2 separate regions of the Homo sapiens genome follow, and region 2 is linked to region 1. A link is a contact called in ENCODE Hi-C or POLR2A ChIA-PET data. All regions are on one chromosome and are shown on one strand. Each heading gives the region's core, a stretch centred on a gene start or an enhancer-like site at or near the end of the contact. The rest is flanking DNA. Distances are from core to core; before and after follow the strand shown.

Region 1 (5,337 bases), core at 1,192-3,691:
AGATCATTTTGAGCCGGTGTGAAGAGCACAGTGAGTGTGGGCAACATGGAAGCAAAGAGCAGGGGCCTCTGACCAGGTCTGGGAGGGATGCCTGGGAAGTGGGGCCTTCCTCCAAAAAGCTATGCCCAAGGTTGTGAGGCCCTGAAAGCAGTAACTGTGGCATTTTCTTCACCATCCAACATGACACTAGGATGCTATTGGGTGGTCCAATGTGTATATCAGATGACTGGATGGAAGTCATTCAGACCGAAGGGGGGATGTCCTCAGCCACCTGGAGGAGCAGGAAAGCACGCGGTGGACATGAGAACCACTAGCCCCAGCCAGACCACGATGGGTGTGAGAACCACTAGCCCCTCCTGAACCACGATGGGTATAAGAACCACTAAGCCCCTGCCGGACCACGATGGGTGTGAGAACCACCAGCCTCTGCCAGACCACGATGGGTGTGAGAACCTCTAGCCCCTACAGGACCACGATGATGCAGGCTGGGAGGGCTGGGCTGGTTTGGGGAGGGAGCACAAGGCCAGAGTGCACCTTGTGGAGGAGCTGTCTGTAATTGAGAAGGAGCCACAGGAAAGAGATCTGCATTTGCAGGAAGCTCTCATCTGACCCCAGGCTGGGGGCTGGGCCAGCTGAGAGCACTGGATGAAGAGACTGATGTTCAGGTGTTGGATGGCAGGGGGTTAGAGTATCATCCAGAGGCTTCTCCTCTCCCTGCTGCTCTTCTTTCCCCCATCTTTTTCCTTTCTCCTACACAGATGAGTGGTCTCGCATAGGAGCCTGTAACCAATACCATTAGGAATTCTCCCCCACATATGCCCAGGGAGGCCAGGACACCAGGGCAGAGCCAGGTTTTCCTTGCAGGGCAGGTCTGGGGCCTCAGTGAGTCACACCCTGGAACGTGTGGCCACCCTGTCTCAGTAGGAGCTGGAATCACCAGACTTCTCATTAAATGTGAAAAGTAAGTAACCCTTATCTTGTTTAAATCCCTACAACTAAGCCAACTGGCTCATACCAGCCATCCAAGAAAATTGCTCTAAATCTCTTATTTTTATAAGAATCTTGGTCAAAGAAAGCATTCCAGAGAATTCAGAGCAAAAAGGCCTTTCTGGGAAGCAACGGTAGCCACATATTTAGTATCAGAGATTCAGAGCCAAGGGAGTTTATGGGAGGCAATGCATATTTCACGCACTCTTATTCTCTTTAATGTTGCACAGTATTATCTAGTGCTTTAAGAGTCAAGTAGGGGCAGCAGTTCTCATAACGAGGCTGCTTCCAAGGCGGGTTTCACTAAGAGATTCCCATCTCCTCCTCCACACCACTAAACTGATGATTACCATTACCATATTAAAGATGCTTGTGTGTGAGCACCTGCATGTCTATTCCACTGTCAAAGCTGAAAAAGTGGAAATTCTTGAAGAGTGGTGCTAAAAAGTCTCTCTGGTCCCTGTGATAAGATGTGCATAACCTCAATTGCATCCTGAGAAAACACCAGCTGAACAGACATGGTTAGACAGTGTGCAAAGTACCTGACCCACACGTTTTGTAAGTGTCAAGGCCGTGAAAGACAAGGAAAGACACAGGAGCTAATATAGGTTAGAAATGGACTGAAAAGATTTGACAACTAAGTGCAATGTGGGATCTGGAGTGGACACAGAAGCAGAAGCACTGGCGAGCGCTGAGAAGTCTGTGGTTTAGCGGACAGCCTGTGCCAGTGGTCGTGCAGTCTTGCTCCCTGTGCCTGCTCATGTGAGATAGCATTTGGGAATGCCGGCGAGAGATGCAGGAGCTCTGTGCCCTATCTTAGCAACTCTCCTGTTAAGCCTAATTTCCAACTAAAAAGGCAAATGTAATCTACCAGGCTTTGGCTGTGGTCAACTTACTGTTGCTTGGTCCTGCCGCGTATGATTTCTAGGTTCTCAAAGGCATGGAGGTCCGTCCTGTTTTCAGGCCAAGCCTGAATCAGCAAAAACCCTGTAAGGCAGATGAAAGACTTCAGACACACACCACGTAGGAGTTTCTTTTTTGTATGAGACATTACTCTAGACTCTCAGGGACTCTGTATTATATGAACAGTAAGTGGGAAAATTGGATTTGCTTTCTTTTTCATTATCATCTTCTCTGAGTGTACATGCGCAGGGCGGACGCAGGCCGAGCCACAGTTCACAGCTGCCTCCCGCCTTCCGCTGCGATTCCGCATGTCTCCCGCCGCCCCCCTGGCTGTGGCCCTGAGACCCCTGCTGCGCCGCGTATCTGATTACCCCGAAGAGGCTCCTGCTGCGATTATCTGCCAATTGTGGATCTGGTATCACATACAAGGAGCTTTACAAATTTTCCTTATTTGATTCCAACCTTAAAACAGTCTTGTTATTTTGGTCTAATCTTCCCATTTTAGAGAGGAAGGAAGCGGAGCTCAGGCGGCAGTCATAGACCCGAGGCTTGCCCGTGGCCCCACAAGGCTCTGGCGTCCAGTTTCAAAAGCCTGAGGCCCAGGCTGCCTGTCACCTACCCCTGTCCCCTCCCTCTACCCTCAGGGGTTATGGGCCACCAAGGCAGCTGGCTGGGGCCGGGCGGGAGGGAGAAAGCGTGTTTACACCGCAGTGAATGACCCAAGCCTGGACTTAACGTGTCCCCTTTTGCCTGCAGGAGAAACTGCACTTTTGAAAAATATCAAAACATCAGCCATTAACGGTAAAATTTCAGAAGAAATGTTTTTATTCCAAGGGAACAGGAAATATGTCGAAAAGTTCTCTCTCTAAAACACTGATTTCCCATTTATATTCATGTGATAATTCAGCTCAAACCTGTGATTTCCTTTACGGTTTTCAGAATATCCAGTTCCTGTGGATCCAGAGGAGGAGTATGTGTGAAGGAGTCACTGAAACAAACAACAGGGTGATTATTGATCACCAATCTCTACCAGTTAAAAAGGCAGATTTTGTTTTTCTTTATACAAGCAACTGAACCTGTGACTCACCCCCTAAATGCCACCGGCAGGATGTGGAGATCGCCACTGATGGAGGTGCAGTTTTTGAAGTGTTTAATATTCGTAGCATTTATGGAGAGTGAGTCTTTAAATTCACCAATACCTATTCCGTTACACACTGCAGAGATAAGAGAGACGTGTATTCCGTTCACATTTGTTGGATTAAGAATAGCTAGGGATCCACAGGCAGAGGGAAGCAGGAAGGAATTCCGGTCACCGGAACCGCCACTGCCACATCATCCTTCATTCACTCAACAAACACTGAAGGGGCTGGGGAGAGTGCAGGCGGGAAGGGGGGACACCAGGACCTATAGTACACTTTGGGGCTACGGCGGTGTAGGAGATGCCATCCCTGTCACCTCACACTGACCTTGCGTTCTCCTCATTATTTCCCATGGGCCGCTTGGAGCTGCACTGCTTCCAGCTCTGCCTTCCCTGGATTCTCCCCAGGGCTGGGCACCTGGCAGCTGCTGAGCGGGGCTGGCTCTGTGACTGTTCTCATCAGAGCCCCCCACCCCGTCACAACCTTCAGTGCCTTCCCATTGCCTAACCTAGCTTTACAGCTTTATCTTCTGTTTTAAAGAAACGATATGTATAGTTGTTTTTTAATGAGAAGAGGAAGATGTGTTCCTTTGGAGGTGGCATGAGAGCCCAGCCTCAGCAGCCGAGAACAAGCCTCGTCCGCACACCGGCGGGCTTCCTACCTTTGCGGCAAGGCCCTTCGCACTTCTTACACTTGCGGACGCCGTCTTCCTCCATCTCATAGCTGTCGGCCCCACAGGCTCGGACGCACGAGCCGTGATCTGTCACCACATAATTACCTGGGGAAGAGAGCATGAAAGGAAGGTGATGACGGTGGCACCAGGTGCTCGGGCCTCACACAGGCGGTCCAGGTCCTCTTGAGGGGTGATGGAAAGGCTCCATCCTCCTTTGGCTTTATTTACTTTAAGGACAAAGAATGAAAGGTTGCAAATAGAGAAGGAATCCCGTTCAAGAGTTTAATAACATTCTAGGCCGCAATGTGGACAATACAGGTGTTTCATCATGGCAGGAAACACTGGGTCCCTTGAGGGGCCAGCTGTTTTGCGTCCCAGCAGGCACCTCAGCCCTCTCCTCCACCTGCTCTCACCTTTAAAGTAATTCATTTGTATTAATAGCAGACTTCTGCGTTATTTTTAGGAGCTCTATGTCTTCCTTTTTTGTTTGTCTGAGATGGAGTCTTGCTCTGTCACCCAGGCTGGAGTGCAGTGGTGTGATCTCAGCTCACTGCAACCTCCGCCTCCTGGGTTAAAGCAATTCTCCTGCCTCAGCCTCCTGAGCGGCTGTGATTACAGGCGTGCGCCACCACGCCCGGCTAATTTTTGTATTTTTAGTAGAGACGAGGTTTCACCCTGTTGGCCAGGCTGGTCCCAAACTCCTGACCTCAGACAATCCAGCCCCTTCAGTCTCCCAAAGTGCTGGGATTAAAGGCATGAGCCAATGAGCCACTGTGCCTGGCCTGTTCCTGTTTTAAGTTCCCCAAGAAGATCCTCAAAAATATTTATAGGACATTGATGATTCTTCTGTGAACCATCTGCTCTTGGTATCTCAGGCTCGAAGTGTTTTCCTATGGATTTTAAAGCTCTGTTAAGCCCTATCTCAAAGATATATCTGTGTCATCACTGTGGCACATTTTTCTTTAGCTTTGTTTGTCATTTACCTTATAATGGCTTATTATTTTGTGTTTTTTTTTTCCATACGGAATGTAAAATTTTTCATGTACACAAATCTGGCAGGGTAAAATCTCCCCCTCATAATTGTTCTTTCAATTTTTTTTCTCAGTTAATCTCCCCTTCTAGAGATCAAGAGTGGCTTCTAAAACTCTTTCATTAGACAAAGTTTTGCTTTCTCTGTCAGGAATTATTTTATGTCACAATTTCCCTAAACCCTGGAGCCACCAGTACAAATGTAAGTACAAACAAGCAAAACTCAAACCCAAACCATTAAAACAAAACAAAATAAAAACAAAAACAAAACCTCTGCAATACTCCTAAGAGGCATAACTTTCACTAGAATTTTAACCACTCAAGAAGGCAGGTCTTCTGATAGACTCTCTGATTTCGGTGTATTAAATACCTGCTTGGCACAAGCACTAAACAGTGGCATGCCCACGGCTTTGTGCCCAGCAGACAACTGAATACCCACGGCTGTGGCTGCTGGATGAGTGGTGAGGGCTGAGCAGCAGGTGTTTCTCCTGTGAGGTGGCCTGGCCACCCAGATCTGCCCTGTGCACTGAGCAGCCCCCATGGGTGGAGATGGCCACCACCTGCCCGCTCCTCGGTAGCAAGCCAGCCCCTCCCCTCGCCTGTGTG
Region 2 (6,814 bases), core at 4,235-6,734, 37 kb before region 1:
AGACCATGCCAGCACTGTACATTTGAATCAGAATAACAATAATGCCCTCTAGTTTTTCTACGCCCACTCTTCCTGGGGTCAGCATCCTGTGTTACGCCTGAGGGGATGGAGCAGTGTGGGTCTGTACAATTGCTCTCCATGAACTATCCTGACTGCAGGGTGCCCTGCACCAAGGTCCTCACTCAACATCCACCCTTAGCATTCCTTCAGGTAGGAAACCAGATGCAACTTAGAAAAATAGGCTTTAAAGAATTTGGGGTTGGGACTGGGCCCCTACCCCCGGCGTCTCCAGTACAGCACATACCCAGTGGGCATGCATGCAAGTGAGAAGGCTGGTGGGCATGCATGCAAGTGAGAGGGCTGGCTGTGCTGGCAACTTCCACAGGAGGACACACTGTTAACTGTGCTGCTGCATGTGACTACCCAACAATCTAAATCCAGATTAAACAATTTGGAGGTATGGCTACTGCCTGGAAATCCTCATGCCTCTTGAGGGATCACATTTATTTTCCATCCACAGCATATCAAGCTATTTTAGGCCAGACTGCTATGTGACCTTAGACAAATCACGTGGCTTCTCTGGATCACAGCTTCCTTAGCCCAAACCAAGGAAGTTAAAAAAGATCAACTCTGTGGCCTAGAGTTCAGAAAGGCATTAATATTTACATTAACTTGGCTCTGTCATATTCCCTATACAACTTTCTTTTGCAAATGCTCATCCCATGCATGTAATGCTACCTCCAGAGCCCACTGCACTCGTGAATCTGGTAGAATAATAGCATCAATCAAATTACACACTCTTATTTAGATTGAAATGTTTAAATGCCACACTGCAGAGACTTCACATAAATCCACTGGTTTAAAAGGTTTAAGTCAAAGCAGAAATGTTGACTCTATTAGCCTTATGTTGTTACTCACTGCCATGCATTTAAAAACATTCAGTCTCTCTGGTAACAGGCTTCAAAATATAGGGCAACTCGGTATTTCATTGAGTAACTCAGCGAATAGAATATTTTGGTGTAATGGCTTGCGGAAGACTTTAGTTTTATTTATTTGCTTGCAAACATGGGCAAATGTCAGGTCATACTGCCCAATGAGTCAAGAAGTGTCTTTAAAAGAATGCTTGAAGGGGTATTTACAGATGTTTCTGGATTTGTGTGCCTGCCTTAAGTAATGTGATGACATTTCTCCAGGGATGCAAAGGCCTCAGCTGTTTGGCTAAGAGCAGCCACCAAGGCTCAGCTAGGCAGTGTGGACAGACCCACCAGTCACTCACACTTGACCATGATCATGTAGACATCGATGGTACATATGGGTGGCTGAGGGAGGCGTTCTCCTTTCTCCAGGATGGAGGAGATCTCGCTGGCAGGGATTCCGTCATATGGCTTGGATCCAAAGGTCATCAACTCCCAAACAGTCACCCCTGAGAGGATGAAGCAAGAAAAGAAGGCAGTGGGATCATGAATGAACAATCACAATCCCTTGCTTTAGTCATCATTACTGGTTACTGTTTCTTGATGTTTAGAAACCTACATTTCTGTAGTCTTGGGCAATTTGCTTCAATGCTGGAAGCCTCAGTCTACCTCTCTATAAAGTGGGGTAATAGCAGTATCTGTTTCACAGGATTGCTGTAAGGACCCAACAAGATAATACAACTGAAATGCTTAGTGCAATGCCCAGCAAGTAGTAAGTGACTGATAAGTGGTAAACTTTGGTAATTAACAATAAAGACAACAGTAACTCTACTAGCATAAGTATTATGCTCCAGACAGGATACACACTCAGTCACCTGCTCTGAGGGACCTGTATCTGCAGAATGAGGAAGATGCAGATTCTGAACAGGGCTGTAAACTGCACATTTTTAGATCATAAAAAAATTGGAAATGAAAAAGCTTAAGTTCCATTTGATAAAAATAAAAACCTCAGGAAGAAACTGAATCCCTGAACAGACCAATAATGAGCTCCAAAATTGAATCAGTAATAAATAGCCTACCAACCAAAACAAAGCCTAAGACTAGATGGATTCATAGCCAAATTCTACAAGATGTACAAAAAAAGCTGGTACCATTCCTACTGAAACTATTCCAAAAAAATTGAGAAGGAGGGACTCTTCCTTAACTCATTCTATGAGGCCAATGTCATCCTGATACCAAAGCTTGGCAGAGATACAACAAAAAAAGAAAACTTCAGGCCAATATCTCTGATGAACATAGACATAAAAATCCTCAACAAAATACTGGCAAATCGAATCCAGCAGCACATCAAAAAGCTTAAGCCACCACAATCAAGTCGGCTTCATCCCTGGGATGCAAGATTGGTTCAACATATGCAAATCAATAAATGTGATTCACCACACAAACAGAACTAAGGACAAAAGCCACATGATCATCTCAATAGATGCAGAAAAGGCTCTCAATAAAATTCAACATGTTTAAAATTCTCAATAAACTAGGTATTTAAAGAACAAACCTCAACATATTAGCCATCTATGGCAAACCCACAGCCAACATCATATTGAATGGGCAAAAGTTGAAAACATTCCCCTTGAAAATTGACACAAGACAAGGATTCCCTCTCTCAACACTCCTATTTAACATAGTATTGGAAGTCCTGGCCAGATAAATCAGGTGAGAGAAAGAAATAATGGACATCCAAACAGGAAGAGAGGAAAACAGCTATCTCTGTTTGCAGATGACATGATCCTATATCTAGAAAACCCCATAGTCTTGACCCAAAACCCCTTAAGCTGATAAACAACTTCAGTGAAGACTCAGTTGTACAAAATCAATGTACAAAAATAATTAGCATTCCAATATGCCAACAACAGTCAAGCTGAGAACCAAATCAGGAATGCAATTCAATTCACAATTGCCACAAAAAGAATAAAATACCTAGAAATACAGTAAACCAGGAAAGTGAAAGATCTCTACAATAAGAACCACAAAACACTGCTTAAAGAAATCAGAGATGACACAAACAAATGGAAAAACATTCCATGCTCATGGATAGAAAGAATCAATATCATTAAAATGACTATACTGCCCAAAGTATTTTATAGATTCAATGTTACTCCTATCACACTACCAATGAGATTCTTCACAGAACTAGAAAATACAATTTAAAAATTCACATGGAACCAAAAAAGAGCCTGAATTGCCAAGGCAATCCTAAGCAAAAAGAACAAAGCTGGAAGCATGATGCTACCTGACTTTAAACTACAGGGATACAGTAACCAAAACAGCATGGTACTAGTACAGAAACAGACATACAGACCAATGAAACAGAATAGAGAGCCCAGAAATAAGGCTGCACACCTACAACCATGTGATCGTTGACAAAGTTGACAAAAAAAAAAAAGCAATGAATAAAGGACTCCCTACTCAATAAATGATGACTAGCTAGCCATGAAGAAGATTGAAACTGGACTCCTTCCTTACACCATACACAAAAATAAACTCAACATGGATTAAAGACTTAAATGTAAAACCCCAAACTATAAAAACCCTGGAAGACAACCTAGGTAATACCATTCTGGATATAGGAATGGGCTAAGATTTCATGATGAAAACACATCAAGCAATTGCAACAAAAGCAAAAATTGACAAATGGGATCTAACTAAACTGAAGATCTTCTGCACAGCAAAAGAAACTATCATCAGAGTGAAGACAACCCACAGAATGGGTGAACATTTTTGCAAGCTACAAATCTGAGAAGGGTCTAATAACCAGCATCTATAAGGAACTTAAGTAAATTCACAAGAAAAAATTAAACAATCCCATTAAAAAGTGGGCAAAGGACATGAGCAGACACTTTTTAGAAGAAGACATACATGCAGCCAACAAGTATATGAAAAAGAGCTTAACATCACTGATCATTAAAGAAATAAAAATCAAAACCACACTGAGATACCATCTCATACCAGTCAGATGGCTATTATTGAAAAGTAAAAAAAAAAAAAAATCCCAACACATGCTGGTGAGGTTGTGGAGAAAAAGGAATGCTTTTACACTGTTGGTGGGAATGTAAATTAGTTCAATTATTGTGGAAAAGAGTGTGGCAATTTCTCAGATAGCTAAAAACAGAACTACCATTTGACCCGGCAATCCCATTACTCAAAGGAATATAAATCATTCTACCATAAAGACATATGCATGCGTATTTTCACTGCAGCACTATTTACAATAGCAAAGACATGGAATCAACCTAAATGCCCATCAATGACAGACTGGATAAAGAAAATGTGGTACATATACACCATGGAACACTAGGCAGCCACAAAAGAGAATGAGATCATGTACTTTGCAAGAACATGGATGGAGCTAGAGGCCATCATCCCTAGCAAACTAATGCAGGAACAGAAAATCAAATACCGCATGTTCTTACTTATAAGTGGGAGCTAAATGATGAGAACACATGGACACTTAGAGGGGAACAACACACACTGGGGTCTATAGGACGGTGGAGGATGGGAGGAGGGAGAGGATCAGGAAAAATAACTAATGGGTACTAGGCTTAATCCCTGGGTGATAAAATAATCTGTGTAACAAACCCCCATGACACAAATTTACCTATATAACAAACCTGCACATGTACCCCTGAACCTAAAATAAAAGTTAAAAAAATGTCAGGTACTAAAATCTAAAAAATACGAAACCACAATATAGATATAACAAGCATAGAATAAAAACCCTCATGTTTTTCCTTCAAAATCAAACAACTATGATGGTTAAAAACAAGTGAAAGCAGTGATAATTTTAGAACCAGTGTTTTTTCAGACAACCCCGAGTTCTGATGGCCCTCCCATCTCTGGGTAACAGAGGCCATTCCCAAACGGAACCACCTGAATTAATACACAGAATACAAGCTTAACATTGGAAGGAAAGCAATGGTTTGGGGGCAAGAAAATAGATTCTTGTGTCATCCCCTGCCCCCAACTCATAGTCTATATGGATTTGTAAAAGAAAGACTGTCTCATTTCCAGATCTATGCAGTCAGTTTAACTACTATTTAACTAGGTTTTTAAACATGTATGATGAATTCTAGTGGGAAGACAGGTTATTAGATTTTGGAACAAACAGCGAGAGAGAGGAGAGCCAGTATAGCCAGTGTTAGGTGGAGAATGGGCTGGAAGGTGTTGCGAGTTCTCTCTTTTTAGCTCCTTGGTACAACACACTAGGCCCCTAATTTATTAAATTGAATAATTCACCTTGACTAGAGACTAGAGAGTAGAGAAAACAGGATATGATTTTTAAACAAAAAATTCAGGCTCATGGTCTGGTAGTTCCAGTGGGCTGCCTAGGCCAGTGATTATAATCTGCCGTGGCAGCCTCAATGATGTTGAAAACACACAATGTTTTCAGTGGGAACGGACTTCCTGAGAATGGGTGTGACCACATCAAGGCACTAAGCCACTGACTTTGAGAGGGCTTCCACTTGTGCATGGAGTGTGGGCATTGCGCTGGCACACACAGGCTATGCCTGGAGCGTGACGGGAGGGGGACCTGGTGGACGGGAGAGTTGCCAGGGCCAGATGGCCCAGCAACCCATCAGTCATGGCCAGGTGCTCAGGTTTTATCTGAACATACCTGGAGGACCAAAGAAAGATGTTGAGCAGAGAATGAAAAGTCTGATAAAGTTAAAAAATATGCACTTTGGGAGGCCGAGGCGGGCAGATCATGAGGTCAGGAGTTCGAGACCAGCCTGGCCAACATAGTGAAACCCTGTCTCAACTAGAGATACAAAAAATTAGCTGGGCATGGTGGTGTGCGCCTGTAATCCCAGCTACTCAGGAGGCTGAGGCAGGAGAATCACTTGAACCCGGGAGGTGGAGGTTGCAGTGAGCCGAGACTGCACCACTGCACTCCAGCCTGGGTGACAGGGCAAGACTCTGTCTCAAAAAAAAAAAAAAAAAAGTTAAAAAATATATGTGGCCTCTGTCTGGAGCATAGATGAGGGGGAGCAAGTGGGAAGAGGGGAGACCAGCAGGAGACCGGGCTGTGCCTGGAGTGGGAGGGGCGGGCTGCTTGAGGACAAAATAAATGGCTTGGGGCAGGACCCTGCAGTTCCCTCGTGGAGAGGAGATACATTCTGAAAATGGCTGTAAATAACAATGCATCAGCAGACCTTTATTTCCTTATCTGTTCCATTAATTGAGGTGGCTCAGCTCACAGGTGCACACCAAACTTCACTTATTCATGGACACAAATCTCTGCCTTTGTATCATAAATCTTACATTTTAACAGAAGAGATAAAGACTCAGGAAATTTAAAAATGTGTATGTATTTGGAAAATCAGAAAGTTAATAATGCTATAGGAAAAAGAAAAAATACTAAGTAAAAAAGGACGATATCCCAAATAATTTTGCTTTTGTAATACTGACTAGATTATTCTTGGAAATTCATTTCAATAGTGTTCTCCTCAAATACACATTTCTAGAGAGGTGAGGCGACTCCTCCCTTGCTCCTGTCGCTGTAGATGGCTGGGGTAACTTATTTTCCTCAGTGAAGGGGTAGGTTCATGGGTTCCAGCCTTTCAGTAAGTTGCTGGGTGAAATTCAAGGACCAAGTGCGGTAATTCAGCAGAAAATGCCTGGCACAGCGGTCAGAGACAATGTGTCAGCAACACTTTCTCAACATGGGAGGCCCCTGTAGGCTCAGGACAGGGCAGGGACCTAGGGCCGGGTGAGGAGAGCGGCCCTCGTGAGGATGGGTACAGGCCAGTGCTGGGCAACACTGGGATTCAGAAGAGGAAACAGAGAATCCCCAGGGCCGGACCAGATGGTCCTCCCGAGAGCGAGAAGCAAGGGTCATCTCC

What was found. A loop is a pair of places that touch in the nucleus more often than their neighbours do. ChIA-PET counts read pairs that join two places held with the same protein, here RNA polymerase II (POLR2A). Pooled maps may share reads with other maps.
Region 2: a loop to region 1 is called in a map of PC-9, with 2.0 times the contacts of the local background. The contact joins two enhancer-like sites. A Hi-C loop is called at or near these places in 5 of 168 maps with a recorded cell type or tissue (Calu3, PC-9, astrocyte of the cerebellum and 2 more), 1 of 37 single-sample maps with no recorded cell type and 2 of 50 pooled maps. POLR2A ChIA-PET finds 5 or more read pairs at or near these places in 3 of 52 experiments (HepG2, MCF 10A and activated CD4-positive, alpha-beta T cell).

What each region holds. Positions count from the first base shown.
Region 1 is chr7:55,154,300-55,159,636 of GRCh38, reverse strand. EGFR (epidermal growth factor receptor) reads right to left here. Exons shown (of 28, transcript NM_005228.5): 8 at 3,691-3,807; 9 at 2,978-3,104; 10 at 2,805-2,878; 11 at 1,884-1,974. Among named protein-coding and RNA genes, the nearest start is that of EGFR-AS1, 32 kb to the left of the region's middle. RefSeq lists enhancers at 2,284-3,483, 3,064-3,636. Within about 2 kb of position 2,441, at least 7 of the 41 ENCODE cell types and tissues checked have a DNase peak (open chromatin) inside an H3K27ac peak, as active enhancers do.
Region 2 is chr7:55,193,326-55,200,139 of GRCh38, reverse strand. EGFR (epidermal growth factor receptor) reads right to left here. Exons shown (of 28, transcript NM_005228.5): 23 at 1,277-1,423. Among named protein-coding and RNA genes, the nearest start is that of EGFR-AS1, 7.8 kb to the right of the region's middle. Within about 2 kb of position 5,484, at least 2 of the 41 ENCODE cell types and tissues checked have a DNase peak (open chromatin) inside an H3K27ac peak, as active enhancers do.